Linked DNA regions of Mus musculus: regions 2, 3 and 4 are each linked to region 1. Evidence: chromatin loops called from intact Hi-C (ENCODE). Cell type or tissue: left cerebral cortex. All regions are shown on one strand. Each heading gives the region's core, and the rest is flanking DNA. Links, peaks and the distances in the headings are about the cores only.

The links. Peaks named below come from ENCODE experiments on the same cell type or tissue, not always from the same donor. Only the 100,000 strongest peaks of a DNase experiment are listed, where the experiment ranks them.
Region 2: a loop joins it to region 1, with 6 times the contacts of the local background. A loop is called at or near these places in 16 of 42 quality-filtered maps.
Region 3: it touches region 1 in a loop (2.7-fold over the local background); 2 of 42 quality-filtered maps call a loop at or near these places.
Region 4: it touches region 1 in a loop (3-fold over the local background); 3 of 42 quality-filtered maps call a loop at or near these places.

Annotation. Positions count from the first base shown.
Region 1 is chr6:35,247,916-35,255,670 of GRCm38, reverse strand. 1810058I24Rik (RIKEN cDNA 1810058I24 gene) reads right to left here and starts at 2,961. Exons shown (of 3, transcript NM_001384235.1): 1 at 2,889-2,961. The coding sequence starts at 2,903. In left cerebral cortex, for the core only: a CTCF peak has its summit at 3,089 (motif pointing left); DNase peaks (open chromatin) are centred at 2,459 and 3,019; H3K4me3 peaks cover 1,352 bases; H3K27ac peaks cover 883 bases.
Region 2 is chr6:35,563,513-35,571,267 of GRCm38, reverse strand. No RefSeq gene overlaps it. Among named protein-coding and RNA genes, the nearest start is that of Mtpn, 28 kb to the right of the region's middle. In left cerebral cortex, for the core only: a CTCF peak has its summit at 3,302 (motif pointing right); DNase peaks (open chromatin) are centred at 3,309, 3,574 and 4,603.
Region 3 is chr6:35,499,486-35,507,240 of GRCm38, reverse strand. No RefSeq gene overlaps it. Among named protein-coding and RNA genes, the nearest start is that of Mtpn, 37 kb to the left of the region's middle. In left cerebral cortex, for the core only: no CTCF peak of the experiment used is centred there; DNase peaks (open chromatin) are centred at 2,253 and 4,151; H3K27ac peaks cover 2,008 bases.
Region 4 is chr6:36,389,063-36,396,817 of GRCm38, reverse strand. The region is part of intron 2 of Chrm2 (cholinergic receptor, muscarinic 2, cardiac); the gene reads right to left. Among named protein-coding and RNA genes, the nearest start is that of 9330158H04Rik, 4.7 kb to the right of the region's middle. In left cerebral cortex, for the core only: a CTCF peak has its summit at 2,873 (motif pointing right); a DNase peak (open chromatin) is centred at 2,874.

The DNA of each region.
Region 1 (7,755 bases), core at 1,486-5,485:
TTGATGAGCAACTATCTGCTAATATTTATATTTTTCATATTCATTCATATTTATCTAATCCATGGTTAGTTAAATATGCGGATGGGCCCAGCAATATGCAGAGCTGAGTGCAAACGAAGTCACTCACTGCGTATTGACTAAGTCCCTTTATATCCCCAACCAAATCCTTTAGTAGTGGAGAGAAGTGGCAGTATGCCAGCCAGACTGGAGAACCCTGCTAGTTCACAGCCTGATCCTCACAAGCATGCACACGTGGAATAACCACTATTACTGCCCAGGCTTATGCTGGGGGAAACTGAGGCACGGAGCAAGTAAAGATCTTACTCGTGACTACACAGCAGGTCTGGCGTGGAAAAATGGCTCAGCAGGGTAACACCCTGCACCCGAGCCTGGCAACCTGAGCTCAACCCCCTAGACCCACATGAGGGAAGGAGAACCGGCTGCTGGAGGCTGTCCTCAGACTTCTTGCACGTGCAGGCCCTCACAGGAGAGGCACGCACAGTCATCAACAGATAAACGGATGCAATGTAACAAAGAAGATGCACCTACGGTATTACATGATTCTAAGAAAAGACTAGATAAACCGGTGAATGCATGAATACGAGAAAGAAATCAATGACTATGTCAACATTTCAAATGTGAGCGTTAAGTGTGGGGAAAGGACTGGGAAAGCAGGAAGGCAAACTCAATCCAGATGAGTAGAGGCTGAGAGAAAGGCAAAGGAAAGCCACTGACAGTTGATACTTGGGATCTGGAAGCACAGAGAAGGGGATTCAAGGTTGTCCTGGAAGCTGATGTGAAAGGTGCTGGCTTGGGGAGGAGCCCGTTCCCTAAGGGTGAGTTTAGGAAGCACAGCCAGCTCCGGACTTAAGCACTTCACAGGAACTAAGAGCAGAAGCAAGCAGCGGGAGACAAGATTAGAGACAGGGAGAGAGCCTCCCAGCTGCTACACCCAGATATGGTCCCCTCACTCCGCAATTCTGAGCTATCCCAGGACAGAACCCACACAGCACGGTGCACAGGCCCCAGCAGCTGAATGAGGGTGAGTTATGAGGAGGTGATGCTACTGGGCCCCAGGGGGAAGAGGAACAGAAACTGTAGCAGTGTTCAGGTGCCCTGACACTCACAGCAGTGCTCACAGTCCAATTCCCATCTAGGTGTTCCTTCAAAGAACTTCAGCCAAGCTAGGAGCAAGCTGTGGAGTGCGGTGTGGAAATAGGGGTAATGGGTAGACAAGCCACACAATCAAATGCAAGTTTTCAACTTAGGCAACATCTCAGAGGTTACAAAGTATTCAGCTGCCTTGCACCATCAAAGGGAAGAGCCTGGAATCTTTCCACCACACCCAAGCCTCTCCTATCAGTGGGAGGCCAGTTCCCATTTCTGATACCTTACAGAAGAGACAGGGCAGTATATCTCAACCACGATTTAGTGTTTACGTGTTCAACATCTTGGCTCCTTTTGAAACCTCATGAGGTGCAAACTGAAGCATAGAAAATTTAAATAACCTGGCCAACACCCACCCAACCCCACGTCCCCAACACACACACATACACACACACCTTGAGATTAAAGATAGGGTCTAAACTCTTAACCATTTAGAAAACAGTTGAAACGGCTAATGTAAAAAGCAAGATTTGCAGAAACTAGCAGTGTTTGACCAAGTTCCACAAGAGGAAAGTTGATTCCATCTCTGTACATCTGATTCCACTTTTCCCAACAAAAGCAATGAAGAGGAGACAGACCCAGGGCAAGAGAAGGAACATCAGTTACATCCTAGCTAAGCATCTAATGGTCGGCTTCAGCATCTCTCCATAAATGTTGAAAATTTTGAATTTTCCAATCAAAACCCATGTTTAAGTACAGAGCGCTAGTCCCGCACCAGGTAGCCTCATTCAGCAAAGCACTTAAAAGGTTAAGTGTAATCGATTTAATGTTCTCCCTGCTTATCAATGAACAGCAAATGCAGTGGAAGGGCCAATCCTATCACCTTACACTAGCTGGCTGATGCTGCTTTTAAAAGTGATTCCTAACAAGTAAATTACTGCTAATTACTCCTACCTCCTAAACTAAGGCCTAGTTAGGACACTAGAGAAACCCCAGAGGCAACTGAGTCTTTGTAGGGCAGTTTTATGTAAACAATACTCATTCTCGGAGCACCAGGTAGCCACTGACCGTGGGAAAGAAAGAAGATATCTGCTTTATTAGAATTCGAAGATGAAACGCTTTCATCTGAAAGTGTTTGAAAACTTTCATCTGAAAATTTGACTGGCAAGTTTCCTAGAATCCTCAACAGGCAATTTTAGAAATACTTGATTTTTGCCAGAAAAACGTGTTAACTCAAAAAGGAGACTTGAAAGGGTGTGGGGAGGGGCAGGTTTTTACAAGAGTTACTCGCAGGGCAGTCTGACTCACTCCTCAAAGCGGGCAATCTGTAAAGGTCTGAAGAGGGAGGGCACTGTGGATCTCTCGCTGCGACCTCGTGATGTGGCTGACTAATGCACGGCGTGTGAAAGGCACTCTGAGGCCTCAAATAAGCCGTATATAATAGATGGGGGTCTACGGGAAGTCGCGTGGAGAGGACAGGAGCCAAGTCATCTTGATGACTCCTCCGACCCAACTTACCGCGAAGATTTCGCCAAGAGCTCACAGTAAGTGGTTTTTTGAAAACGCAGTCATATCACTGACACCCCAAAGTTTTCGGAACTTGAAGGACTACATATAAACAAACCCAGGCAAAGACCCAAGGACTTAGGAGGAGGCCAGAGGAAAACTGCGCGAGCAAACCCGAGGGCGACGAGCCCCAACTGCAGAGCCGTGCACCGCCGACCCGGGACCCCGGGGGAACGAGGCGACCGCGAGGCCCGATCCTCCGAGGCCCCACTCACCAGGAACTGGAGCATGATGTCGGTGGGGAGGGCGAGGAGGGTGTGAGAGGTGCTCCAGCTCCAGCTCGGCTCCGGGACTCCTCCCCGGCGCGAGGGCGGAACCCGCTGCCAGGTTCCGGTTTACGCCCCGCCCCGCCCTGCCCCGCCCTCTCCATTCCCGGAAGCGACTCGCGGAGCCGCAGCGCCCTCTGACGGCCATCTCGGGAAGCAAGAGGGCGAGGTGCAAACCTAGGCCTCTTTGAACCAAAGCCTCCGGGTGACAAGGACGCTGGCAATTGTATTAATACAGTCAGACGTGGCTGTGTTACCTACTAAACCAGGGTGGGGGTGAGGTAGCGGGTGCCATGCCAAGTGAACAACTCACTCTCCTGGGAGCCTTTATGAAGTCCACACTAATCTCCACCACAGCCGACTCTCAGACGAAAAGGGGGAAAAGGTTCCATTTCACAAAAGCCCACAAGTGTGCTATGCAGCCTAGTTAAGGGTAGTCCTCAGCCACGTGATAGATGATGGAGAGAGGTCTGCGGAGTCTGGCACGACTGGATCCAAGTAGCGATTGCTGGCAGCCACCAGCAACCTATCTGAAGTTTACTTCCTCCTCAAGTGGAGCGCGAATCATCTACCATGCAGGAGCCAAAGATGAATCCACTCTTGTCCGGTCGCGCTGCTGGTCACCCACATACACAAGCACATCGAAACCACCCTTCTCATGTTGCTCTCAGTCTTTGGAATTGACCTTTATCTAGTTAAGGGGTACTCTGGCTTCAAATAACAGAAAAACAAATCAGCTGCGCCTAGTGGGGCTGTTAACCCTGGGACAATGGCAGAGGACTACTTAACATATCAAAGTGGACCTGGCCTCCTGGTCCTCGCCAGCATCCCTCAGTCCCGGCCTGTTACAGGGTGTGGCTGGCACATGCAGCCCTCTACCCTAAACTCACCAGTTCAGGGGCTGGGCTGCTTTTCCCGATGAGGCTTTTCCCTATATAATCCAGCCATTTTGGTTACCTGAACTGTGATGGTTTACATATGCTCGTCCCAGGGAGTGGCACTATTAGAAGGTGTGGCCTTGTTGGAGGAAATGTGTCACTGTGGGGATGGACTTGGAAATCTTCCTCCTAGCAGCTTGAGGATGCTCTCTGGCTTCCTTCAGATGAAGATGTAGAACTCTCAGCTCTGCCAGCACCATGCCTGCCTGGATACTGCCATGCTTCCACTTTGGTGACAATGGACTGAAACTCTGAACCTGTAAGCCAGCCCCAATTAAATGTTGTCATTTCTAAGAGTTGTCTTGGTCATGGTGTCTCCTCACAAAAGTAAAACCCTAACCAAGACCCGAACCTTTTGTTCCTTTGCCCTTTGGGCCCCTGTATCTCATTCTGCTGCCTCTCCCCTCCTCAAAAGAGGAAAATATCTCTCTCTCTCTCTCTCTCTCTCTCTCTCTCTCTCTCTCTCTCTCTCTCTCTCTCTCTCTCTCCCAGCTCAATCAAAGTCAAGTTCTTTGAGCTCCCAGATGTCCTTGCCTCTAGCTATGTCTCCCTTTCTTCTCCAACCAACTTTCTCCTCCACCATCCCTAGTCAAGCCCTCTCTCAGAATTTCCCTCCATTTCTGTGTTTCTCCATCCATCCACCTCATTACTTCTCTCCCTCCTCCCAACTCATCTGCTAAACTGACAAAAGAGCTGATTAGAGGGGAAAAAAATAGAATAAAACATAAAGATCACACACCACCAAGGGAAAGGTCAATAGGTTTGGCATACTAAAATGTATTTAAATTGAGAAAAAATAACCCAGTGTACTTTAATAGCTGCAGAGAAAGTGGGGTGAGGCATTCTGAATTTTTTATTTAATCACTTTTACCCCTAAAAAATAATAATAACACAATGCACTGGCTAGTTTCATGTCAGTCTGGTGCAAACTAGAGTTATCAGATAGAAAGGAGTCTCAATTGAGAAAATGTGTCTCCTCTAAGATCCAGCCCCAAGGCATTTTCTTAATTATTGATCAATTGATCAGTGGTGTCTCACGCCTTTAATCCCAGCACTCCGGAGGCAGAGGCAGGCGGATTTCTGAGTTCGAGGCCACCCTGGTCTACAAAGTGAGTTCCAGGACAGCCAGGGCTATGAGGACCTGAGTTCCGGTGCTGGGCAGCTAGACTGACAAATCTCTGAGGCTTGCTAGCCATCGAGCCTAGCCCAAAGCTGTGGATTCCAAGCCAGTGAGCGACCCTGTTTCAGAAAGTAGGATGCAGAGTATCTGAAGCGTGACATCTAAGGTGAACTAACCTCTGATCTCCACTTACACATACATACACATTTAACAATTGAGGTGTTATCAATGGTGTGACAAACGCAGGAGGAAACCTAGAATACATATCGGAGAAAGCACTATAGACAACTACTGATTGGACAAAAACGAGAGGCATCCATTGTACATTCCTCCCAGTTCTTCAGAAGATCCAACATTTTCAAAATAATGTGGGGAAAGTGGGATTTAGGAAAGGCTAAATTCACACCTTGTACAGTATAGATCATTATGAAGAGAACATACACTTCAGTTATACTGATTAACTGAGTGAAAATGAATTAAAGTCCTATCTTAACTTAGTCAGAAATAGAGAGCCTGCCCTTGAAATGCCAAAACTCTGTAAATCGATGTCTAAAAACTGATTCTCTCCCCTTTGTTTTGCACAGGAACACATAACATCTTCTCCCCATGTCTCCTGAATCCAGGCATCAGCAAGGCCTTCCTACCCATTACCCTCTGCTGCAGGATGTATATCAATTCTGGTCAGCTGTGCCACTGCTGCTGCCACCGCTGCCACCACCACTGTGTCCCTCCCTCCCGCACACTTTCCCACTGCCCTCTGACCTCTAAAGTTAGTCCCCTGCACTTCTGGAAGCACTGATGAGAAAATAAGGTAATGCTGGTGCAGTAAGATGGCTCAGTGCATAAAGACACTTGCCACCAAGCTCAAGAGCCCGCCCGGAATCCTCATGGTGAAAAGAACTGACTGCCCCGAGCTGTCCTCTGACCTTGCACAAGCTATGGTTTCCTTAGCTCTGCATCTCTCACAGGCTTACAAAATGCTCAGGCTTTGATAACTGGCAGGCTTACATTCAGTCATCTGTATGTGGGTGCTCTCTGCCACCATGCACATAGAGGACAACCTGCTGGAGCTAGTTCTCTCCCTCTACTATGTGTATTGCAAATCCAATCTCAGGGCATCAGCCTCAGCAGCAAGCCTTTTATGCACTGAGCTACCCTGCTGCCGGCCCAATGCTGTGTTCTTGGTGGCAGACAATGGCTGGATGGAGATCCATGTCGGTGGCAGAGCATCTGTCTACCAGGAGTGAGGCCTTAGGTTCATTCCAGGCCAGGGGAGTGGAGCGGCAGGCAAGAGGCTTGCACTTTGGATCCAGTTACAAGTCTCCCTAAGAGTGTGCTAGCTAACAGCTATTGTTTATCTGGTGGGCAGCAAATTACTTTCAAAATGCAACAATGGCCAAGACTTTTAATGAAGATGCTTAAAAGCTGTAGAAATCTTGTTTAAAGATTTAAAAACAAAAGCCATCAACCATAATAGCACGGACTTAAGCCTACTGCTCTGCCTCCACATAAGTCAGGCCTCCGCCCTCTCAGCAGCCTCTTATGTATGGGACTAAAGCTGCTGCAGAAGGGAGAACCAGTAGTGGACAGGGGAGCGGTGACTATGTCATCTTTCCATCTGTGGCAATCACATTAATGAGAATATAGGCAGATGAACTGTCACAGTTCTTTCTTATTTTTTACAGTCCAGTCGTTACCCCCTTCCTGGTCCCATTCCTCTTCCCCCACCCCATCTCCAAGAGGATGTCCCTACCCCACCCCCACCCCTGCCAGACCTCCCTTCTCCCTGGGGCCTCAAATCTCTAGAGGGCTAGGGGTGTCTTCTCACTGAGGCCAAACCAGGCAGTCTTCCACTGTATGTGAGGTGGGGGTGGAAGGGTGGGGGTTGGGGCTCGTAACCAGCTAGTGTATGCTGCCCGGTTGGTGGCTTAGTGTCTTAGATATCTCAGGGTTAGTTGAGACGGCTGGTTTTCCTATGGGGTTGTCCTCAACTTCTTCCAGCCTTTCCCTAATTCAACTACAGGGGTCCCAGACTCCAGTCCAATGGCTGGGTGTAAGTATACTGCTTCTGTCTCAGTCAGCTGCTTGTTGGGCCTCTCCGAGGGCAGCCACGCTAGTTTCCTGTCTGTAAGCACACCATAGCATCAGTCATAAGTCCCAGGCCTTGGAGCCTTCCCTTGAGATGGATCTCAAGTTGGGCCTGTCGCCGGACCTCTTTTCCCTCAGTCTCTTCTCCATTTTTGTCCCTGCAGTTCTTTCAGACAGAGACAATTCTAGGTCAGAGTTTTTGACTGTGGGATAGCAACCCCATCCCTCCACTGGAGGTGGACTCTCTTCCTACTGTTGGACATTTCATCTAAGGTCCCTCCTTTTGAGTCCTGAGAGTGTCTCACCTCCCAGGTCTCTGATACATTTGGAGGGTCCCCCACCTCCTAAGGTTGACTGTTTCCATTCATTTTTCTGGCCCTCGGAGCTTCACTCCTGTCCCTTTCTCCTGGCCCTCCACCCCACCCCCACCCCCGCCAATACCTTAGCTAATACCTGACCATGTTCCCCTTTTCTCCTCCCCCTCCCCATAAGTCCCTCCCTCCCTCCCTCCCTCCTGTGATTGCTTTCTTCTCCCTCCCAAGTGGGATTAAAGCACCCTCACTTGGGCCCTTCAGCTTGCTAACCTTCTTGAGTTCTGTGGATTGTATCCTGGGTATTCTGTACTTTCTTGGCTAATATCCACTTATTAGTGAGTACATACCATGCATGT
Region 2 (7,755 bases), core at 1,693-5,692, 320 kb before region 1:
GCACACAAATACACACACACACACACACACATATACACACATCTATACTCCCAAATGTGCAAGGGAGGGGGGAATGGAAGGAAAAAGATCTTTGCTTCAAGAAGGTTCTGTTCAATTTTAGTTTAATCTTTCTGTTCATAACCATTTAGTAAATGCACAGGTGCTATATTTTAAGATCACTTCCTAAATAAGTGTACGCATATACTTATGATAACAGAAAGATAATTTTGATATCTAGGACTCTTAACTGAAAATTAGCAGTTGCATGTCAGCTGAGATCCATGAAAGAATACCTTAAATAATTCTTTCATAAAATCTTATTCTTAAATAATAAGCCTAAAGATATTAGTTTCATTTAAATCAATCTACAGAATAATTAAGAGTAAAAAATAATTTTTTAAATTTTTTATTAGATATTTTCTTCATTTACATTTCAAATGATATCCCAAAAGTCCCCTATACCCTCCCCCTGCCCTGCTCCCCTACCTATACTCCCACTTCTTGGCCCTGGTGTTCCCCTGTACTGGGGCATATAAAGTTTGCAAGACCGAGGGGCCTCTGTTCCCAAAGATGGCCAACTAGGCCATCTTCTGCAACATATGCAGCTAGAGACATGAGCTCTGGGGGTACTGCTTAGTTCATATTGTTGTTCCACCTATAGGGTTGCAGATCCCTTCAGCTTCTTGGGTACTTTCTCTAGCTCCTCCATTGTGGGCTCTGTGTTCCATCCTATAGATGACTATGAGCATCCACTTCCGTACTTGCCAGGCACTGGCATAGCGTCACAGGAGACAGCTATATCAGGGTCCTTTCTGCAAAATCTTCTGGCATAAGCAATAGTGTCTGCGTTTGGTGGCTGATTATGGGATGGACCCCTGGGTGGGGCAGTCTATGGATGGTCCATCCTTTCATCTTAGCTCCAAACTTTGTCTCTGTAACTCCTTCCATGGGTATTTTATTCCCTATTCTAGGGAGGAATAAAGTATCCATGCGTTGGTCTTCCTTCTTCTTGATTTTCTTGTGTTTTGGAAATTTTTTCTTGGATATTCTAGGTTTCTGGGCTAATATCCACTTATCAGTGAGTGCATATCAACTGACTTCTTTTGTGATTGGGTTACCTCACTCAGGATAATATCCTACAGATACATCCATTTGCCTAAAAATTTCATAAATAATTAAGAGTAAAAAATAACTTTTAAAAAAGGCTTGTTGAATCTTGTAAAGTGATAAGTTTTTCCTGAAGATAGCTCAGAAGTTACGTTCACTTAAATCCCTGTAGTGTGTAGTCTTTTTGATTCTACTTACATCATCCTAAATTAGAATAACTTCTCAGAAGTTTCCTCCAAGATTCTTCCTTATCTCTGTTTTCTTATTGGCATCACCATTGCAAGTCACACAATTATCTCAAAATGATTAAGTCCAAGATAAAACTCAGCATTCTCTCTTCCTACTTATAACTTCATATGATTTCTCTTCACCAGTGGCAACACCAAGCACCCAATTGCTTAAGCCAAAAGCTTACTCTTCCCTTTCCATCATCCTGTATCCCATGCATTGATTAGCACTTTTGGTTGTGCCTCTAAAATAATTCTTCACTTTGCTCTTTTCCATACTAGAATAAGCCACCATCAGCTCCAGCACAGACCACTTTAGTAGTCTCCAAGTTCATTTCTGTACCACCCACTACTCGCATTCCTGTCCTTTGTACCTAGACCAAAATGTCATTTTAAAGCACTAATCATATCTTGTTTCTTCTTTATCCATATCAAAGGCCTTAATCACATCAACTAAGTTCCTCTTGTAAAGGAAAGTGGTCCCAAAGACTAGGAGATTTACATCTTAGAAACGTTGTGGGAAGTAGGGTGTGTCCATATACCACAATGACAAAGAAAAAAAGAATAAAAAACAGAGAGAAGGATGAGCCAAGGGCCAGGGGTTCTAGTGTGCTTCATCTGACATTGAAGTTATTACAGTTCACCAGAACATTGAGTCCCAGTGTTGGGTGTATACTGGGGAGCTTTTAAGCAGCCTAACACCTACCCTATACCCCAAACCAGGTTCATATGAGAATTTCTGAAATGGGGCACAAAAGAGTTTGATTTGGGTCCTGGGATTAAATCCAGAGCCTCCCACATGCCAGACAAGTGCTCTATAACTAAGCTGCACTCTAAAGTCAAAGGTTGTTTCAATGATTCATAGGAAATTCCATGCTTGAAAGCCTCTAGACTATCCCTTGATGATGGCTGAAGACCTCTTCCTCTTATTATTTTTAAATGGGAAGTGATCCTCCTTTGTGAAGGGATCTGGAGCTTTTCTGACCAGCTGACTCCTACTTCCAGATACTTTCCTGCCTTACAACACTTCCTCCACTCAATCTCTCCAGAATCTTGCTTCCTCAATCAGTCCCCAAGCACTGAGAACTAGTGCATCATCTGAAAGAGCTCACAGTCTTCTGGGAGACATGAGCTGCTGCTGAATCCTCTTCTGTCATCATCCCTAAGCATGGCTCTCCCATCTCCTTGGCTCAGTATCTCTCTCCTTGAGCAGCTCATGTAATCCCAAGACTTGGGAAGCTAAGGGAAAGATATCTCTATGGGATCAAGGGCAGCCTGGCATTTGAGTAAACTTTGTCTAGAAAGAAGGAAGATAGAGAAGAAAGAAAGAGAAGGAGAGAGGGGGGAGGGAAGGAGGGAGGGATAAGGAAGGAAGATAATTTTGAGGAATTAAGGGTTAATTCTATGCTGAGTATGTATGTGCTAGAGTGAGTGAAAGGTGATGACGTTTTTCATCATAGTAGCCCTAATTATAAAAACTAACATTCTATCCTGATTTTGTAATAGTACCAAGTAATTGTTATGAACGACTTAGTTATGTATCAAAAAGATGATTATTCTCCTACGTGAATGTATATATATTAAATACATATCAGTAAATGTATCAAATTGATTTGTAAATTGCATTTGACTGGGATGCTTATATTAGTCATATAACATATCATAAATTGGTGTTAAAATATGGTCACATCTACTAACATCTTAAAGAATTAATAAAGAGTATTATTTAGTTAAACATATCTATAATAATTATATGAATCCAAATATCATTAAGAATTTTTTATCTAAGAGGGTTGAACCCATTGCTTGTCTTTAATACATCCAACTACTGACAAACTGAGTCCTCTATCTGGTAATTCATAACAGAATCTTAATCATACCTGACCAATAAGGTATTGCCATAGTCTAGTTAACTGAAATATTTGCAAGATGCAGTACATTGCTATTGTACACATAAGATCCAATTTTTTCCAGCAGGGGGCTCTCTCACCATTAGAAGTACAGATAGGAAAAGTTTGAAATTTTATAGCTCACAATTCATTTGCTCTAACAAAAATATTACTGAGTTCAGCTAACTGCTAAACTCTTTTATGTTCTGGAGATACAATACAAAGGCCTTTGTCCTCATGGAAATGAGTTCTTATGATATCAGAGTTTTGGCTACCTACACCACAAATAATCATTGTTTTCAAAGTAAAAGCTGTGATTACGAGTACATCCATTTGGGGAGAGGGTGATTTGGATTGCTGGGAAAGTAAATACTTTGGAAATAGCTTCTAGTCCGCATTACATTTGGCCCTGTGCTCTGTGCTCCGAGGAATGTGTTGATTCATGAAACTAGAAGTGAAAATGTTTCAGCTCCTTCAGTGCCTTCTCCTGAGAGCTAGCCAATATTGGATTCTGAAAAGAAGCTGATCTAGAGGTTGAAGATTCCTGAGCTGACAATTTTGGGATTCTACAACTAGGGTCTACAATTCTAAGAGATGTGTGAAGTTCAAACAGTGTGTAAGCTGCAGCGACTACAAATACCATCTAGTGAAGTCATGGTACAATGAGAATTTCCAGAAAAATTGAAATTTTCAGGTTGTATTATTTTTTTCTTCCAAAGGAAAATTGACACCCTGTGACTTACAAATTGGATCCATCTTACAATGTAGATTATCTACTTTCATAAACTTTAAAAAGTTAGCGAGAAGATTGGTACTGTTTAATAAGCTACTAAAATATTATCTTCTGGATAGAATCGAGAGGTCAACAATGGTGATAAAAGTTCCAGTCTTTCTCTTTCATCCTTCAGAGTAGGTACCATTCAAATGTAAGGGGTGTGTATGTATTATAGATCTAGCACTCAAGAGCTCATTTTACAGACTAGATGCTTGGAGTCCAGGAAGAATCTACAGTTTGTCCACATCACACACAGTGAGTACACAGATATTTTCTCAGGCTCAGTTCTTAAAGATATGAAAACTAAAGCATCTTGGAATTTAAATTGAATCTTCAGAAGTCACCATCCAAACTTCTGCCCAAAGTGAAAGCCACTGCAGTAGTACCTTTGAAGGAACATCATCCAAGCAGCAGCAGAGAGAGCTACCCTTTACCCTGCAAGGTGCCTGCTCCTTCCATGGAATGTTCTAATCATTATAAATGTCTCCTATGGGGCCTATAGAGAGATCATTTCTCACTGCTTCCAGTTTTATCATCTGAGGCTCTAGATGGGTCGTTAACAATTCAAGTTCTCAACTTGTCACCCATCCTCCAAATGTTACACGTGGTTTCTCTTGGCATCGCCCACTGAATTCCACTCCAACCTTAAATTTATGCCAAAAGTGGAATTCTTACAGATGAGTCTGGCAAGCATGGAGTAGAGTAGAATGGAGTACAGAGCTCCAACATCAAGTCTATCCATGTCTCTCCCTCTCTTTTTCTCTCCCCCTCCAATTAGTGACTTTTGTTTCTTTGGTTTGGTTTGTTTGATTGATTGATTGATTGACTGACTGATTGATTGATTGATATGTTTGTTGTCTGAGACAAAGTTTACTCTGTAACCCCAGCTGAACTGGATTCAATTCACTATGTATGTTACTATGTCTCAGGATATGGCAATCCTCCTGCCTCAGCCTCCTAAGTTCTAGGATTACAGTACTGAACTGCTACATCTGCTTCCATTTCTCAAAAAGCAAATCTTACCCATGGATGAGAAAGAGTATTATTCTACACCTGAATAATCTGAAGAAAAGCTGCCGCACATGCTGTTTCAATCTGGGTAAAGACTTTTCAGCATGCCTACTTCCATAAACTAGACTATAAACTGGACTGAGAAGGTGGCTCAGCAGGTAAAAAGCAGTAGCCATGTAAGCCTGATGACCTGGGTTCAATCCTAGGACTGAAGTTGAATGTGAGGACACACATTACCCTCAGCACTCCTAGAGTGAGATGGGAGCTGGATACAAGGCAGTCAGTCACCTAGAAGTTCACAGGCCAGCTAGAATGTAGGCGGTGCGGCAGCAGAAACAAAGAGACCAAAGCTAACAGGGTGCAATGGGAAAACTGACTCCGAAAAGTCCTCTGACCTCCACACAGATACTGCGGCATGAGTGCAGACACACACACACACACATGCACACACATACACACACACACACACACACACACACACACACACACATACACAAAGGACCTCCCCATGGGTACTATGGCATGAGTGTAGACACACCCACACACAGATACACAACATACACAGACACACAGACACAGATACACACTAAAAACTTTTTAGCTTTTTTAAAGAATGCAAACCTAAGAAGGTAAAGAAAACTCATTTGTTTATATTATAGCAACAGAAGTCAACTCATTAGTTTCAAATGTCAACATCTCCCAAAGGGGAAACTGGGCTCAAGTTAATTGGGTTCAAGTAGATCAATACATACTAAGCAGTTTGGGGCTTTCTTGGAGATTAATCATTACCAGAAGGGAAATATACTTCAAGGTTGAAAGATATAACTAAAAAGGATCTTCAGATTCAAATAATAAACATACCAAGAAAACAACCAAGGACTTCTCAGTACGAATCACTTTGATTAGACATTTATGTAAATAGATGTTTTTTAAAGGCCCACTGCAGTAATTTCCAAACAATGTTCAGTTCTTAAAACTGATTTTAGCTAATTAAGCATCCTCAATCAGGATGACTAGATAGGATTGTGTCCTTTAAGATACCCTAAGCTGCTCAGTCATCACTCAAAATAGCCCTGGGTTAAAAGCCACAACGTCACCACTGGCAGATGTTCAGAATTAAACCCTAGCCCCCAGCAACACACATTTGCTGGTCTTCTGTATCTTCTCAGCAGAAACCAGCTGGATACTCCACTACTGTCAGAGCATCAGAGGAGGACCTCAGTCAGAGTCAAACATTTAGTATCTTTCAGAAGATTTTTGTCAACACTCATGCCAGTTTCACCCCAGCCATATTCAGTGTGATGAGCTTTTTCTTAATACAAAAGCCATTACGATCGTTCATTCATTCTTCATTCACTTTCTCTGAAGGCGTGGGACACTAAGGTAGTTGCCGCTCCCATCCTCCAAACCTTTTCCAAGGGGTAGCTGATTCTCCTCCACTCTGCCGATGAGGGAACTGGGTTCTGAAGGGGATTCACTTGCTCAAGGCCACTTAGCCAGGTGATGACAACTGAAACTTGAACCCAGGTCTGCCTTCAGTGTTTAGATGAGGTACCTATTCAGAGAGAGAGAGAACATTAATCACAGAAAGAGGGCATATCTACAATGGAAGGGAGGAAGAACACCCAGGCTGGAAGCGACTCTTCTTCTTTAAATTTTAAGTTAGCATCAATCTGGACGCATGCATTTGATTTCTTGGCTATAAGAAAGAAAATGGAATTAAATTGTGTGTGTGTGTGTGTCTGTGTGTGTTAAAAAGTGGATCTAGTTGCAGATAAAATACCATGCAATATGATTGATAATCTTATCTCAATAATGGTCAGTTCGACAATTTCCTTGGACCCCAATCAAACATGGATACCTAGTTTCTAAATACTTTGGGTGGTTTGAATGAGAATGGCCACCACCGACTCATTTACTTGAATACTTGGTCCCCAGTGGTTAAACCGGCCTGAAAAGGATTAGGAGGTGTGGCCTTGTGGCAGCTAGTATGCCACCAGTATCAGGCTTTTAGGTTTCAAAAGATTCATGCAGTTCCCAGTTCCTTCTCTCTCTCTCTCTCTCTCTCTCTCTCTCTCTCTCTGTCCCTCCCTCCTGGTTGTGTCTCAAGATCTGAGCTTACAGCAACTGCTCCAGCACCATACCTGCCTGCCTGCTGTACTCCTCCCCACCATGGTGGTCATAAACCCTAACCCTCAGAAACTGTAAGCCCCAATTAAATGTTTTCATTTATAAATTGTTTTGGTTCTGATGTCTTATCACAACAATAGAAAAGTAACTAAGACACTTATTTTCAAAAATCCTAAAATCTTGTTACACTCAGTGTTGAGATTCAAATCCATTATCTTCCCTGCACGGAGATAGCATTATGTTCAGGCTGATAAGTCAAAAAATTGGATCCTATATTAGTTTCACTGGTTATAGCACTGTGGAGGTTATCTCTGGAACTCCACTTTATCAATGCCAAAATAAAAGTAAGAATAATGTTAGTAACTTATGAAGTTGTGTTAAGTATCACATAAGAACAAAATATGTTTTCAAAGTCTTTGCAAAAATGCTATCCTTCCTACTCTATATGCTTTTGTGATAAGTGGAAGAGCTTGATAATCCATCTCTTTTTGGCTAAGCAATAATCGGATGTAAACAGAGTAAAGGAATTTTCAAGTGTAAATTTTTATGGTTTGGCAGACATACACCTGTAACTGCTTAAACTATATTGCTCCCATCGTTTTATTTTATTTGTTCT
Region 3 (7,755 bases), core at 2,040-6,039, 250 kb before region 1:
ACTATTTGAGAGCCAGTGGTCGCGACCTGACTAAGGAGCCCCTGAATAAAAACTAGGGCAAACCCACAGTTAGCGATTGAAATGTTGACGACCAGGTCAGATGCAGGCTACTCTGCCATTGTGGGGTATGCTAAAGCACAGCTGTAATTAACACAGCATTAACAATGGATCCATACAACCACCCTACGAGCTTCTATAGACTCAGCTGCTGCAACAGCAAGAACAGAATTTGTACAGTTCTGCATAGAACAGTGGGTGGCATGTATTAGGATATTCGTAGCAACAGCATCTTGTACAAAGGAAAATAATACATAGACAAGTTCTAGCTATTACATGATGGGTTTGAGGAAGCTACTAGATAACTACGTGTTTAAAGGAACTTCTGAGTTTTTGAACTGACAAATCTCAAGAGGTATTATATATTGCATGTCCTCTTCCTGGTATCTGATAATGATCAGCATTCAGCCCCACAGCAAGCTACCAAGCCTGTGTTGCAGTGGCTTGTGACTTGCGGCTCAGATTTCAGTAAATTTGAAGTCATACTCAGATCTGAATGAATTGAGAATAGAATGTATGCCAAGTAGACACTCCAGGGGCATGGTCTACCCAGCAAGTCCAGCCTAGCAGGCAGAGAGGGTGTGAAGCCTGGTGAGTTGTGCTCTAGAGCACTCTGGAAGATTACCCCAGTGGGCTCAGAAGCCCAGCACTCTTTAGGGACCTACTGTGCCTCTAGACTCAGGGACAGGGCCGTCCTTGCTTAGCAAAATAAAAACACCAAGGAGGCCATGTTTCCTAGTATTTGCTCCCCAGAACACAGGAGGGCATGAAGAACATTTTCATCTTTTTTTTCCTCCCTCTTGTGCATGGAGAGTTGATTTTTGTCTTTTTTTTCTCCCTCCTCTGACTACCCTACAATAAATCCTGTAGTTCATCTCATCTTCTACAACTTTAAATGTCCCATGTCACTCTTAAGTTATTCTTCCCTTAGTGACAATAATAAATAAAAACCCCTATGGAAACGTGGAAAGTTGCCACAGGCAACAGAAAAGGGCAGTGGTGGTGTGCTTTATTTAATACTGCACAGAAAAACAAGTTATACCCCCCCCCCAGGACAATTAGTCCTGATGAAAGTAGATTATCTTTTAAACATTTAAATTTCTCCACATCCAGAGGTTCAAAGAAAGAAAAACATAAAGATATAAATAAGTAAATATGAAAGACCTTTTTAAATTAGACATCACCTTTAAAGTTTAAAGGCCATGACTTCTAAGAGGAAGTCTAACTGGTTAAACAGAATTTTTATCTAATCCTCATCCTGAACAACTTTTTCTGGAGTTCTGTTTTTGTTTTTGTTTTTTCTCAAGATACTTTTTTAATTAGTGAATTAAAGGTATGTCATTACATGCCTGCTAAGTTAATATTGAAAGAAAGGAAATTAACTGTAGTTACTAGTTTTTTCTTCTCAGAGCTATGTGGGTTAGAGTTCGCCTGGTGTTTCCTGACTTCAATGTTTAGTTTTGTCATGCTGTAAATCAACCCTTAGGATAGTTTTCTAAAAACTTCATTCATGTTTTGGCTCCACTCTTTCCCTTTGAAATTGCCTGTTCATGAAAGAGGATATAGGTTTTCTTAATAAGCCTCTGGGCTAATTATGTCAGGGAGTTGTGGGAACAAATTCTAAATACAGAATTATGGACCATGTGCCTTCAAACTCAGCCCACAACTATAGAGCAGAACTTCTGTTATCAGACTTCGAGGAAATCCTGGCAGCAGTGACCAAGTTTCTTCTCGTATCCATAAACATATCCATCCAATGAACGTTAAAAGATTCTCTCTGCTCAGCCCTACTTCCCCTCCCCTAATGATGATCAATGCGTCTAAGAAAATACAATTACATCTCCCAGGTTTCCATGAAATAATTACAACATCTTGAGAGATAACAGTGACTCCAATTTCAACTATATTAAGGGCATCAAAATGCTGAACCTGTCCTTGAACCAGAAGAAAGATCCAAGAACCTTGATATCACCAATTTGGAATACAAAACAGGAAATTATTTTAAGGCTGTTTACAGTAATCAGTTTTGAGAAGGCAGTTGTACTAGATTTTCAGAAATTAAAAGCATTTTGCTTTCGAGCCTTAAGTGAGGGTTCTAAAAGTGTGGAAATGGGAACAGTGTCCTAGAAACAAGGATGTTAGACCATCTGGCTGACTGCTAAGGAACATCATTTCTAGGAAAAGTCCTCCAGATCACTTCTCACCCAAGTTCTGGGCCCTTACCTCCAACTGCCTTGTATGTCTGAGCATTCAGCACCTAGCCACCCACACTAAACATTTGTCTTCCAAATTGCTTATTAAGCTTAATTTATGTTCACTATTCTTGTAATCATCTAAATGTAAAACCTATATTTCATCTTGACTTCTGTGATGGTTCTTTTTTCGGTCATTTCCCTCAAAAAGCCACCAGTGTCTCATTCATACTGCTGCCCCTGGTGCTAGATATGGTATTGTCCCAACTCCCAGCAGGAAGCCTAGATTGTAAGCCTAGTTTCTACGCTGTTATCCAAACCATGTGGCCCTCTATTACTTGCTGTTTGAGTCTCACCTGTGCTGCTTTGGCTCTATCCGCATGTCTTCGGGGTGCACTTCTTCTGGCCACGTGCTCATGATCCATCCAGCCTCAGGGCAGCCTCCTCCTCTCTTCCTCGCTCCATCTTTCTCTTCCCCCTTCTGTCCCTCCCTGCCACCCTCCCCCACAGTTGTCTTTTTCAGGACCCCTTACTCAGTTCTCAGGTCCCGCCTTTCTCTATCACCCCATCGCAGGCTGTATATCCTTTTATTACCCAATAGCCTTAAATTGGGGAGCAAAGTTTACACAGTAAAGGCTAGTGTATATGAGGATGCACTTGTCTGAGGGGGCAACTAGATCTTGGGGTTCAGAATTTAGCAACCCCTAACAGGAACCAAAAAAGAAAGAAATTGAAGTCCCTGTGTCCAGGACCTCAAAATGTCACTGTATTTGTAAACAGCTGGGGTCCTTATTATAAGACAACATGAAGGCATGGAGGCACCACATAAAGATGGAGGCAGACACTGGATTGGCACAGCTGTCTGTCAAAGTGAAGGATTGACAGCCACCGCAAAAAGGAAGGAAGAAAGGGAAGGATTCTAAGCTGGAGTCTCAGAGGGAACTCAGCCTTTAGCACCGGGAGACAAATTCACATGGTATTACTCTCCCAGGTTCTGGCACTTCATCTTCCTGCCACAGTCTCCACTGCACTGGTTTATTTCTGCCTGCCCATAAGCCCCCTGAGACTTGTCTCTGATATTTTCAGTCTCCAGGGAGCACACAAATTCTCTAAAAGTCCTTGTAAGTAAATTGATCTGGTATCCTTCAAACTAACTTTTCCCTGGACCTAGAAAGACTGAATCCACACTTGAGGAACTACACTGTCCTCATTCCTAGCATGGTGTCTGGCACTTCATAGGTGCTCAGTACTTAAAAAATCCAGTACCCTACTATATGTGCTGGGAGCATCCCGGGTAGATGTATCTCTGCCTTCTCTTAAAAGAATTTACTAATAAAATGACTTTAGTTTCTCCAGACAAAAGAGGGGGAAATACAATTTTCTTTCCTGGTAACCTCAACCAATAAGTCATTAGAAGAAAGAGGCCTGGCCTAAAGCTCCGGGGAGCCCATTAGTCCTTGGTGATCCCTCTTGGAAGAGAACCCACCTCCCATGATCAGCCTTCCTGTTTATTAATACATGACAGACTTGTTCTTCCACCCATTGTTACCTGGGCTTCCAAAGTCCTTTGAAGGCATAAATAAATGATGGTCAGCTGGTCTCATTACCCTAGGAGGTTGTCAGTGCTGAGAATTCTGACAGCCCTCCTAGACAGGATTTGCTACTGCAAATGCCAACTAATGGAGCCCTGTCCCATTTCCAGAGATGCTTGGTGATTCAAAGAACCAATAAACAGGACAAGTCTTCAAATATGACAACTGTACAGGTTGCTTTTCAAATAGTTTTTACCTTAGCAGGGCAGAGGACTTTAGCTTATCAGTTAAGTCAGTCTTCCGTGATTCTAGCACCCACAGTGACTCATGTATCAAAATTGGGCAACAGGCCCAGAAGATGGCTGCTCTTCCAACTATTTTCCAAAACCTTTTTTTTCCTACCCCTCTCCCTGGCACACTCCCACTGGGTTATTTCTTTAGCCATAACACTGAAGAGATAACTATTTAGGGATAGAGAGGATAGAGGGAAAGTAGTATAGTATAGGAAAGTCTAACCTTGAAGCGAAAAATCAAAGAAAAGATGACAAGATGTCTCAGTGGGTGGCAATATAACACGAAGTCTAGAGGCCTGAGTTCAATTCCTTGGACCTAACTGATGGAAGGAGAAAACCAATTCCCACAAGTTATCCTTGGATCTCAGCACATCCTCATATGCACACATACTTATGTAGAAACACACAAACACACACAGACACTAAAGCAAATGTTTAAATTTTGAAAAATGTAATATGTATTGTCAGAAGAGAATATAGTCATTAAGGGTCAGTAAGTTGGTGTTGCACTTAAAGTCACATGGCACCAAGCCTGCTGACTCGAGTTTCATTTACTAGACCCATGTGATAGAAGAGTTCTGAATTCTCAAGTTATCCTCTGACCACATGTGTTCTGCAGCGCATGCATACATACACAGACACACAGTGGGGGGGGGGGAATGAATAAATGATTGAAACAAGGGAGAAGAATACAGTAGAGATCGATTAATGGCACAAATCATAGGAGTAGGTCAAATCTGGGACAGAATTTTGCATTTTTTAAAGTGGATTTTGAAGTCTATGGAGGCTCAAACTCTCAATACCCCAGATTTTTTTTCCAATATTCTGTCTGTCCTTAGCAACTTTCTGATCCAAAATACTCGATACACTTCACCTTCCCAAAAGAAAAGGCAAAGGAATGCACTTGGGGATGTAAAAAGAAGGGATGGAAGGACAGCTCAGCCTTAAGAAAATGTGTAAGCTTTAGCTGCTGCCAATGACCACCTGCCTCCTCTCCAAAGTCCTTTTTGATCCCGGGGTCATGGCTGCTAGCTGTGGCCATTCTGGAGGTAATGTTACATCATCTAACCTAAAGAAGACCAATTTAACAAGGATATACATAATCTTCCAAACCTAATAGTCCATTTGGAGTTTGCTGGAATGTTGCTCGTGGAGACGGGCGATGGTACAATCATGACCCAACTGTTAAGAGGTTAACCACTCTGATTGGATTTAAGGCCACTCCACAGGAGGGAATGCACACTTGGTACTGTAAATGTGATCAAAATACATAGCTGGAGAATTTGCAAGCCATAGAGGGAAACTCATTATTGTTGATTAGCTAAATCGACATGGCACCAAACTGCTTTCTGATTATGTTTGTACCCATAGATAACGTTCAGCCTTAATCAGAGAAGGCTCTCTTTCAGTGCATGCAAGTGAATACAGAAAGTCATGACTGTTCAGGATCCTGAGAGTGACAGGTGAATGAGCAGTTTTATACAACCCCCTTTAAGGCTCAGAGAGCCCTGCAGAAGATGAAGCAGAAAGAGCAGAACTAGCAGGCAGTAGAAAGGCTATGAAATCCTATCTTTAGGGTATGATGCAGCCGTTGTTAACATCACAGCAGCTGTAGTTGGCCTGTATAAGATATCAACAACCAATCATAGAAAGGGCAGTGTTCATGGGACTCTTTCCCTGATCAGCTAATGATATATTCCGGGTAGGAACAGTTTTCAGTTGTGTATCAAATTGTGAGTCCACCAAACTAATGAATAATCCTAAACCTATTGCCATACAGTCAGTCTGGATTAAGATCTGTGAGTCCCACAACTAAGCAAGAAGACAGGAAAAGGGACTTGTGGGAGTAGAGAGGGAGGATAATAGGAGCGAGAGGGAGTTAGGAAGGGTAGTTAAACAACTTACTATTTACACATAGGAATTTGTCAAAAAATAGAAAAAGCATGTGTATGTATGTATGTGTGTGTGTGTGTGTGTATGTATGTATATATATATATATATATATATATATATATATGTGTGTGTGTGTGTATTATGTATATATATATATATATATGTATATGTGTGTGTGTGTGTGTGTGTGTGTGTGTGTGTCACACTTTATGTGATTATTCAAATTTCTCTTGGCCCTTGATAGCCTGCTTAGGTAATAGAGGAAAAATAATCTCACCATACCTTTTTCAAAAAAGTCAATTACACAGTTCAACGTGCAGTTGATTATAGATTAAATTATATGAAGTTTAAGAGACTTATATAACAAGAGCACATATTTGGCTATGACACAAGTAAATAAAACTTAAAAGATAACTGGAATTTGTTTCAAACAATGTGCTTATAAATAAGTCAGGAGCTAAAGAAATTATGTCTCATTAAACAAAAACATAAAAATACAGATCCTTAAGACCTGTAAGATCCATAACTGCAGCCGGTTTTTCACTCAAGTCTCCCAGGAGATCGCAACACTGTAGGAATCAGTAAAATGGAGAACGGTCTGAAACTAAGAGGTAATGGAGGGCAGGTTAGAAAGCTAATGCCTTGAGGAGCCTCCTTCTCTCCTGGAGGCAGCCTGGAGGTGAATCTGGAGAGACTAGCACAAGTCCCTTGAACTGGGAGTACCAGACAAGGAGGTGTTATACTGAGAATGGTAGATTCCAGAGAAACTTGGAAATACAACCAAGCCTGTGGGCTTCAGTAGAGCCTAGAGGAGCCTGTTCTGGGAACTCTTGGTACAGAATTCTGCAACCTGGCCTCCTGGTCTGAACAGAGTTTACAGTAGAAAAACTGAGCACAAGCTCAGGGCTTCCCTGCTCTTTCTGTTGCGTGTGTTTATTTTACCTATTGTGGATATACAGCATAAAATATATCATTTGGATCATTTTTTTTAAGCTCATGCTCTCTTGGCATGAAATATATTTGCAAAGTTGTGCAATCATTACCACTACCTGTTTTCACAATTCTTTGTCACCCTAAACAAACTTGTAACCGTTAAGCAATAACCCTGCCCCCGGCTCCAGTAATCCCTATTCCACTTTCTGTCTCTATGACTCTTCCTACACAAGATAAGCAGGGTCCTGCAATACCTGTCCTTTTGTTTCTAGCTTATTTTGTCTAGCATGCTTCCTGATTCATCCAGGTTGTAGCATGTATCAGAATTCCATTCCTTTTGTGACGTCAAAGGATTTTATGTCGATGCTATATTTTCATTATCTACTAATCAGTTGACAGACTTATTTTCACTTATGAAGAACTGAGTAAATTAAACTCATAGACCCTTTAATAGCAAATTAACTGATGATCAGTTACTATAACATCATACCAAAATAGTCTAAATTTCCTGTTTTGGTTAAACCAACATGTTTCTCTAAAACTACAAGGAAAATGCTTACTCTCCCCCAAAGTTGTCTCACTCACACTTCATAATTAATATTTGTCTTTCACACATACTGCAATTTTTAAGATGGGGAAATACTCTTTGAGTTTTTCTATAAATATGTGGAGGAAGAAGAATTGTAGCATTTATATTCATTAAGTTACACATTATATGCAGTTGTCAAAATGATGATGTTAGATTTTAATTACAAATAGATTTTTTTCATACACTATATTCTGATCATATTTTCCCTCCCCAACTCCTCCCAGACCCTCCCAACTCCCCATATTCTTCCTTTTTCTCCATCATTA
Region 4 (7,755 bases), core at 1,238-5,237, 1.1 Mb before region 1:
GCAGCACAGAAAAGTGCTGGCATCAAAACAAAACAAAACAAAATTATGTTCAGGGAAGACATCAGTGAGAAAGAACACAAAGGGGTAGAAATTGAAATAAGGCTTACAAAGGGAACTGCACGCTCAACCCTTCCCAGTCCAGGCTAACTCGAAGGCTGTAGATATGGGGTTGTAACTGAGCTGCATATAAACAAACTGGTATGCAGAAGACAGACACCATGACCCTCGGGTATGCTGAATTGTTATTTATTCAATTCAATTGCTTATCCTGGAATCTGTCCAGGAAACCAAAAGGTTTCTAACTATGCACATCACTGTCTCTGGATCTTGACAATCTATAAGGGGAGACAGAGCTTTCATGTTAAGTCCTGTAGAAACATTTTAGGGTGGAGCATTCTGTATTTTTTTCCCTCTCTTCAATGTCTTGTAAGTTCTAAAGCTTACTATTTGTATTATGTTTTACTATTACTTAAAATGTGCTCCACTTCTGTCCATTTTGGGATCATATCAGGTACCTGCTAAAAAATCTAGATTCCTGGGAGACTTCTTGCTGACTCATAATCTCTTCATGAAGAACAGAGTATTCTAGGCATTCAACCTATGAATTACTCTCTTTAAAAAGCCAGAAAAGGCTTTAAGGTAGTAGTCATTTAGCCAGTTCTCAGAATCCTGTCATGCAAAGCACTGGCTATGTATGCTGACCATTGGAAACCTGTTTTTTGTGTGCCTAGAGGTCAGAACCTAAGGATAAATGAGTACTTAGCCTCCAAAACAGATGCCTTTCTGAGGCAAAGGAAAACCTAACACTTCAGAACACGCCCCCCCCCCCCCCACAATACACACACACCGCACTTCAATTATTCACTTCAATTTATCTTGAAAATACAAACGCTCAGCTTTGTTGGTCCATGGCTCCATGTACCAGACATCTGAACCAAACCTAGGATGCAGCCTAGGAAGATTGTTGTACAATAAAGTAGGAAGGGACTATGAATATTTATGGAGTTCTAAACATCTATGCAAAAATTTTGTTAGAAAGTCAGTCAGCTATTTAAAAACCAAAACCAAAATCCATATCTCATCATGTCTCAGCCTTTAGCCTAAGATTGTGTATAAATATTAATTCTTATTACCAGTGTATTATAAATGCCTGCTTTTTATCACTAATAAAAATATATCCATTGTTCTATTTTCTTTAATTTTAAATTTTAAGTTCTAGTTGTTATTTTATGACCAGGACTAGATTAAATCAGCTAAATTTCACAAGTACTTTCATTTTCAAATACTTTAGTTAAATATTCACAAAAAAATTGTTCAAAACCATGCAATACTTTAAAACTCCTGTCTTTCCCTCCAAAACACACTATCATGTCTATTAAACACCAAAAATTCCATGTTATTATATTGATTCTGAATATAAATAAGAAATCTGGTTGCTTTTCAGTGGTTATTGTAATAATAACAACATCACTGATGAATTAAATGAAAGAAAGGAGAGGAGGAAGAAATGATGAGAAAGAAGACATTGGCTAATAGTTGTTTAGCTTTTACTCTAGTTGATCAGAATACTAAGCTACTATGAAGTCTTTCTATGCAGACCAAACAGAAAGAAATGATGAGTAAAGATGCAGCTGGGGAAAGAGACTTTATCAGTGCTGGACAGTCTCACTGCATCAGTGCTGGACAGTCTCACTGCATCAGTGATGGACAGTCTCACTGCATCAGTGATGGACAGTCTCACTGCATCAGTGATGGACAGTCTCACTGCATCAGTGATGGACAGTCTCACTGCATCTGTGATGGACAGTCTCACTGCATCAGTGATGGACAGTCTCAGTGCATCAGTGATGGACAGTCTCACTGCATCAGTGATGGACAGTCTCACTGCATCAGTGATGGGCAGTCTCCTGAATCAGTGATGGACAGTCTCACTGCATCTGTGATGGGCAGTCTCACTGCATTTGTAATGGGCAGTCTCCTGAATCAGTGATGGGCAGTCTCACTGCATCTGTGATGGGCAGTCTCACTGCATTTGTAATGGGCAGTCTCACTGCATCAGTGCTGGACAGTCTCACTGCATCAGTGTTGGAAGAGTTTATTACAACCACTTGAGAAACACTGGAGAATTTTTAAAAAGAGTACTATTACATGTCGATAACATAGAAGTTCAGTTTTGCATTATGAAAAGGATGTCTTGGAATGAAAGAAGGAGGTGTAGTACAGAAAGCTGAAGAGTGGAGGACCAGCTCAATACATCATAATAAAACCCCCTGGCAAGGGAGATTTGGGGAGAAGTTCTGGAGAAGCCCCAAAGAGAGCACTGGCCTGCTTTGCCACTTACGTAGAAGAAGCTGTAGAATTTGGAGTGAGAAAGATAAGGTGTTCTTAGCACATCAGTTTTGTGTCAGTTTGTTGGGTTATGAGTGACTAATAAAAATGTGCTCATTAATGCAGACGAAGAGTAAAACGTCTAGACATTTCCAGCAAGGAAGTCTCCCCATTAAGTCAGAAGACTTCATTTTCTTTTAAATCCGCAGATCAAAGCATACAGAATATTCTACTAGATTCTCCTCTTGGAAGTTTCTCTGCCTCTCATAAAAAACATTTCGCAATCATATTAAGTGCAAAAGGGTGTATAGGTCTAAATACTTACATACATACATAGAACTTTCTAGATCTCTGCACAGTAGACATCCTTTAACATACTTAGAAAACAGAAAAATCTTTTTTATTATATCATTGTTTAAACTATGTTAATTAATCCTTATCTGAGTCATTTTTATTTTCGAATTGAAATTAAAGTGTCTCCTAAGCTTTAAACAATGATGAGCGCCTCATAAACAAACCAGTGCACTTTCTGTCTCTGAACACCAGAGGGCATCATTAGGTGTAAGCTTGGCTGGAGGGAGAAGGGTTGAGGGGGAAAGAATTCCATTACTAATGACAGAAACTGATTCTTATAGTATACCCTTATCTACCATGAAGCATTACCATGGTAACAGCAGCAGCTAAGATGACTGTATATTTAGGTCATAGTATAAAAGGAACTTCAGCATGTGAGAAGAAAGAAGAAAACGAGATGAAGTAAGACAGGAATCGATAACATAGAAGCTCTAATTTCTCTTCCTCCTCCTCAGCTGATAGCAGTACACAAAGTCACATTTGCCTTGCAAAGCAGAGGTTGGCAATAAGGTCTGACTAAAATTAAAAGAAGCCATTGAAACTCAGAATCCGAATGTCCAAAGGGGAGGGGGGAATAGTAGAGAGCAATTCATTCACTATAATACTATGGAGAGATGCTAGAATGGACGTTGACTTGTGAACTTTTTCATGAAGTACTTAGATGTTTCACTTTGGGAAATCTATTTATCTACTTATCATGTGTTCAACTTGAAGGCATCTGACATCCTCTGGGTTCTCTTGCCTTAGCTTAGAGGTGGATGTGACACCTGGCAAAGTGCCTGGTACTCTTAATGCCTTTGGTTTCTTCCAGCAGAAATGATAACTAACTAAGTAGAATAAGCATGTTGTGCCAACTAAGAATGTAGTTGGCACTGACTCCCCTTACATTTCTTTCCCTGGATGTAGGGGGTCTAAGCAGAAAAGGCAGAGTTGAATTAAATGGATGGAGAGAACATGATTGAAAACTGAATATCACAGTTGCTTTCCCCAAACACAGAAAAAATACCGGCTATGCCTCTACATACAGTCAATTTGCATAGTACCCGAGTGAAGTCTCTGGGAGTCCAACAGGCTGTGTTTGCATCTTGGGGCTGCAACATACTATTTATGTGATTTGGGGCCATCACTGCATTTCTGTGACTGTAGGTTTCCTTTCCTGTAAAATCAAGAAACTAGCATCTGTCTCCTAGGATTGTTGTGATGAGAAAATGGATTCCTATATTTACTCATTCAGCAAAGATTTGTTAAGTTCCTGGGATGTGCCTGACACTATTTAAAATCATAAGGATTTGTAGCAAAACAGATAATATAATGCATGTAAGCGGCTTAGGAAAGAACCGGGAATTTAGCATAAAGTTTGAAAATGCCTAAGGAACAGTGACCTGCTTTCCATGATCTACCCCCTGCCTCTCTTACACACACACACACACACACACACACACACACACACACACACACACACACACCAGGTAGGGGGAGACATTTATGCACACATGCACATATTGTTATACCACAAGACAACAGCAGAGCCTAGGATATGCAGAAAGTATACTTGCTTTGCTGACCCCTAATGAAAGGGATTGGAACATCTGCTCAGTGAACTAAAGGAAACGGAGTGCAAACAAATGATAAGGATGATGGGCAGTTGTAAATAGCCACAAGGAAAATTTTACCAGGGTTGAATGCATTTGAGTCCTTGTGGGGACACAGCATAGACATCAAAAATAATATACCAGTGCAAACGTAATTTTTATGAGTAAAAACGGTCTTTCAAGGGGACTCTGACGTGTTGTTTATCAGACTCTACCTTATAGAGTAAAAGGAAGAAATGTTAAGATAAGATGAAGAATGCTCTCTGGGAAGTTATATGGAAAGATACTTAGGAACACTGTTTCACGTAGTGGCATATTAAGACCAGTGTGAGGAGTTGAGGCTATACCACACTTTATTAAGGTCATTTCCACAGAATCCTGCCCTTACGTTTCCTTCTCCTTTCTCTCCTTTCCTCTTCACCTCTCCTACTTTTGGCTCTAATTCTCTTCTTCACCTCCTTCTTCTCTTCGCATTGGGGTGGGTCTTGGAGACACATGCCTTCTCATGGGCCAGCTCATTCTTCACTGACCACTGGACACTCACACCTTCAGTTCCCCTACTTGTCAGCCAGCAGGCTAGCACCCCTGAAGATGCCCTGACGCTCTGCTACCCTTGGCCCTAGCAGTGGGCTATTCTGGATTGGAATTTGGCAAATGTTCTCTAAGTTTGTGTCCAATTTCCTGTCTGGACAAAGAGACAAATTCACTTTTAGAGTAATTTGTTAGTTTTATTTTTAAAGACAGCAGTTTATCGTCCCCCTGCCCCAAATGGTTGCCTATGGGAGCTCACCGGAGAAAGAGTTTCTATATTTTAACTGTTAATCTCTCCCACAGCTGTCTCTGAAGTCACTTAAGAGCTTCAAACACGTTTTCTGGGTTCTCATGCACTTGAACTATGATAGGGATATTGCAATCCACCTAGTTTCTTTCTCCAGTTCCCCTCCAGGCACCCTCAGGCACACTTACATAAGCACACATCATTTCTCCCTTTACAGGCTGACGAAACATCTGTCAAGTAGCCTACTCTTACTTTTGGGTCCTACAACTCAACTTTCCCTATGTCCACTCCATTATATACACAGAACTTTCAGGCCATAGACAAACCTGAGGAGGTGTTCCTGGCCTTTAGGAGGTCTTTTTTGGATTTTAAAACTCATTTGCTGATATTATTTCATCTCAGAAAGTCCATAGAGTTGATGAAAAGTTCTTTATCATTATATTGCCAAACCTTCAACACATTTTTTTTTGTAACAGGATGACAATCTGGCGTTAACATAACTCTTTTTAGTCCCTTTCCTAAGGGAAAGCTCTAACAGTGTTGGCACAAAGTTCTTCCATCATTGACAACGATCTCAAGAGTGCCCTTTCTCAATTGTAGCCCAATATAATTCTCAGCATGAAACCGTGTCTTGGTTAAATGGACTGGTTTTATCTCTACAATTACTGGTGTCTTTGTGAAATTCTTCAAGATGACCCAGGGATGCCTGATTATGAGAGGTTTCTATGTACGTATATCCAGATCCCTGTTATTGTGAGCAGTGAAAAGAATATATCCACCCCATGCTTATCAAGACAGTTTATGCTTATGCACTTAATTGTCTGCAGAAAACATCGTGAAATCCTTTTCCCCACAAGCCAGAGTTAGTTAACATGGAGTTTATGAGCTCAGCTGATTCTTTGCGCAAAGAACTTTGAATCCAGGAATATGCCAATTACAAGAAATAGAAAGAAAGTGAAGGCCCACTCCGGTCCTCAGCCATCAGACTACCCTGCACAGCTTGGAAAAAAAGATGCAGCTAGTTGGACTGGGGGCAAGATACCCAGTGTTGGGATGGGAAAATCGCGTCACACAGCGCCTCAGGAATGCTCACCCCTTTGAACTGCCCCAGCACAATCTCTCCACCTCACTTCTACTTCAAATTTCCAATTCTGCCAGATTGTCCTGAGGTTTCTCCAGGGAGTACGAGCAGCTCCCCTCTCCATTCAACCGGGTTGAGGCAGAAGCCTTAGCCAAGATGACCAAGGCTGCAGATGCTTGGGGAATGCCCAAAGGTGGCCAAGCACTGGAGCGCTAGTGCTTGTATGGAAGAGCTTTGAGATGTGTGTTTGTGCTGCTGGCTGCTTATGCTGGAGGGACTGAACATCCTAAGATTTCCATATAACAACTGCCACCCAGTGTAAAGGAAAGAACGAGAGAAGCAAAACCAGACCAAGAAAGAAAGAAAGAAAGAAAGAAAGAAAGAAAGAAAGAAAGAAAGAAAGAAAGAAGAAAGAAAGAAAGAAAGAAAGAAAGAAAGAAAGAAAGAAAGAAAGAAAGAAAGAAAGGAAAGGGTAGAGATGAATATAAGGTCAGAGTGGGAGATTCTGGACCTGGAGCAAGGGGCAAGGGTCTTCCTGTGGTGGGAAGCTTTGGAGCGTGGGGTTGCAGGAACAGGCTCATAGGGACCCCGAAGTGACACAAGAATATGAAAGGGCAGCTTGGGTGATGTGTCAGCAAGCAATTTTACTTGCCTTCCGTGTTTACTTCCATTTCTCTGCCCTCCTCCCAGCTCTTGGCAGCGAGTACTTCTCTCCATGGACATTTGCACACAAGCTCCCGAGTCTGCATCACATAAAGGGACTGAAAGACCGGTCGACCCTCCCTTGCACTATTTGGAGGCCCAGGAGAGCCGTAAGGGCACAGAAGGACCAGAGATAGAAACGAGGATGTATATATTGTAGAAGAACAGAGGCAGAGTACCCCCCTGCCCCCACAGATGTCAATTTGGGTGAATTCTTACCCTGGAGCGCTCTGCAAAGCAAGTCTCCCTGCTTGCTAGGCTTCTGACACTCCAGGGACATGGAAGGGTGGAGCGCACAGGTGGAATTTCTGTATTTTCTATCTGCAACCAGGTTTGGACCGCACCTCACTCGCTCCCAGAGCCACAAGTTAGAGATGATAGCCTAGCTCCTCAGGTGCCAACAGTAAAGGTCATTTGCGCTATTCTCTATCTAAGACCCGCAGAGTGGTCCAGTACCCACCATGAGTTGGGAGACCAAGCTCCTGCAGCGTCTGAGACTTCATCAGCTCTGGACTGGGGTCCCTTTCCTCAGCCACAGTGGACAATCAACCTTGCGCGCGCCAGCGGAGGAAAATAGGCTTGCAGAGGACTCCCTTCTCTCTCCTCCTGGAAACCTTCCCCAACCTTGTTCCCCTGCCAAGGTCCGGGAACAACAGCACTAAACCTGTCGTCCTCACCAGAAGGCTCTCTCCCAAGGCGGAGTCAGGGGACAGCGTGGAGTGGTGGCGAGAGGGGCCTCCACCCTAAATGCAATGTGCCCAGACCCTAGGGTATAAGGGGAGCTTAAGGGGGATGGGTGAGCGGCAGGAGAGACTGAGCTCTACTTGCCTTTCCCACGGCAGCATCTGGAGTTGGGGGGCGGGGGGATGAAGAGGACCAGAGTGTGGTAGCGAGGGTGAGGGGGTGCCAAGCTCAAAGAC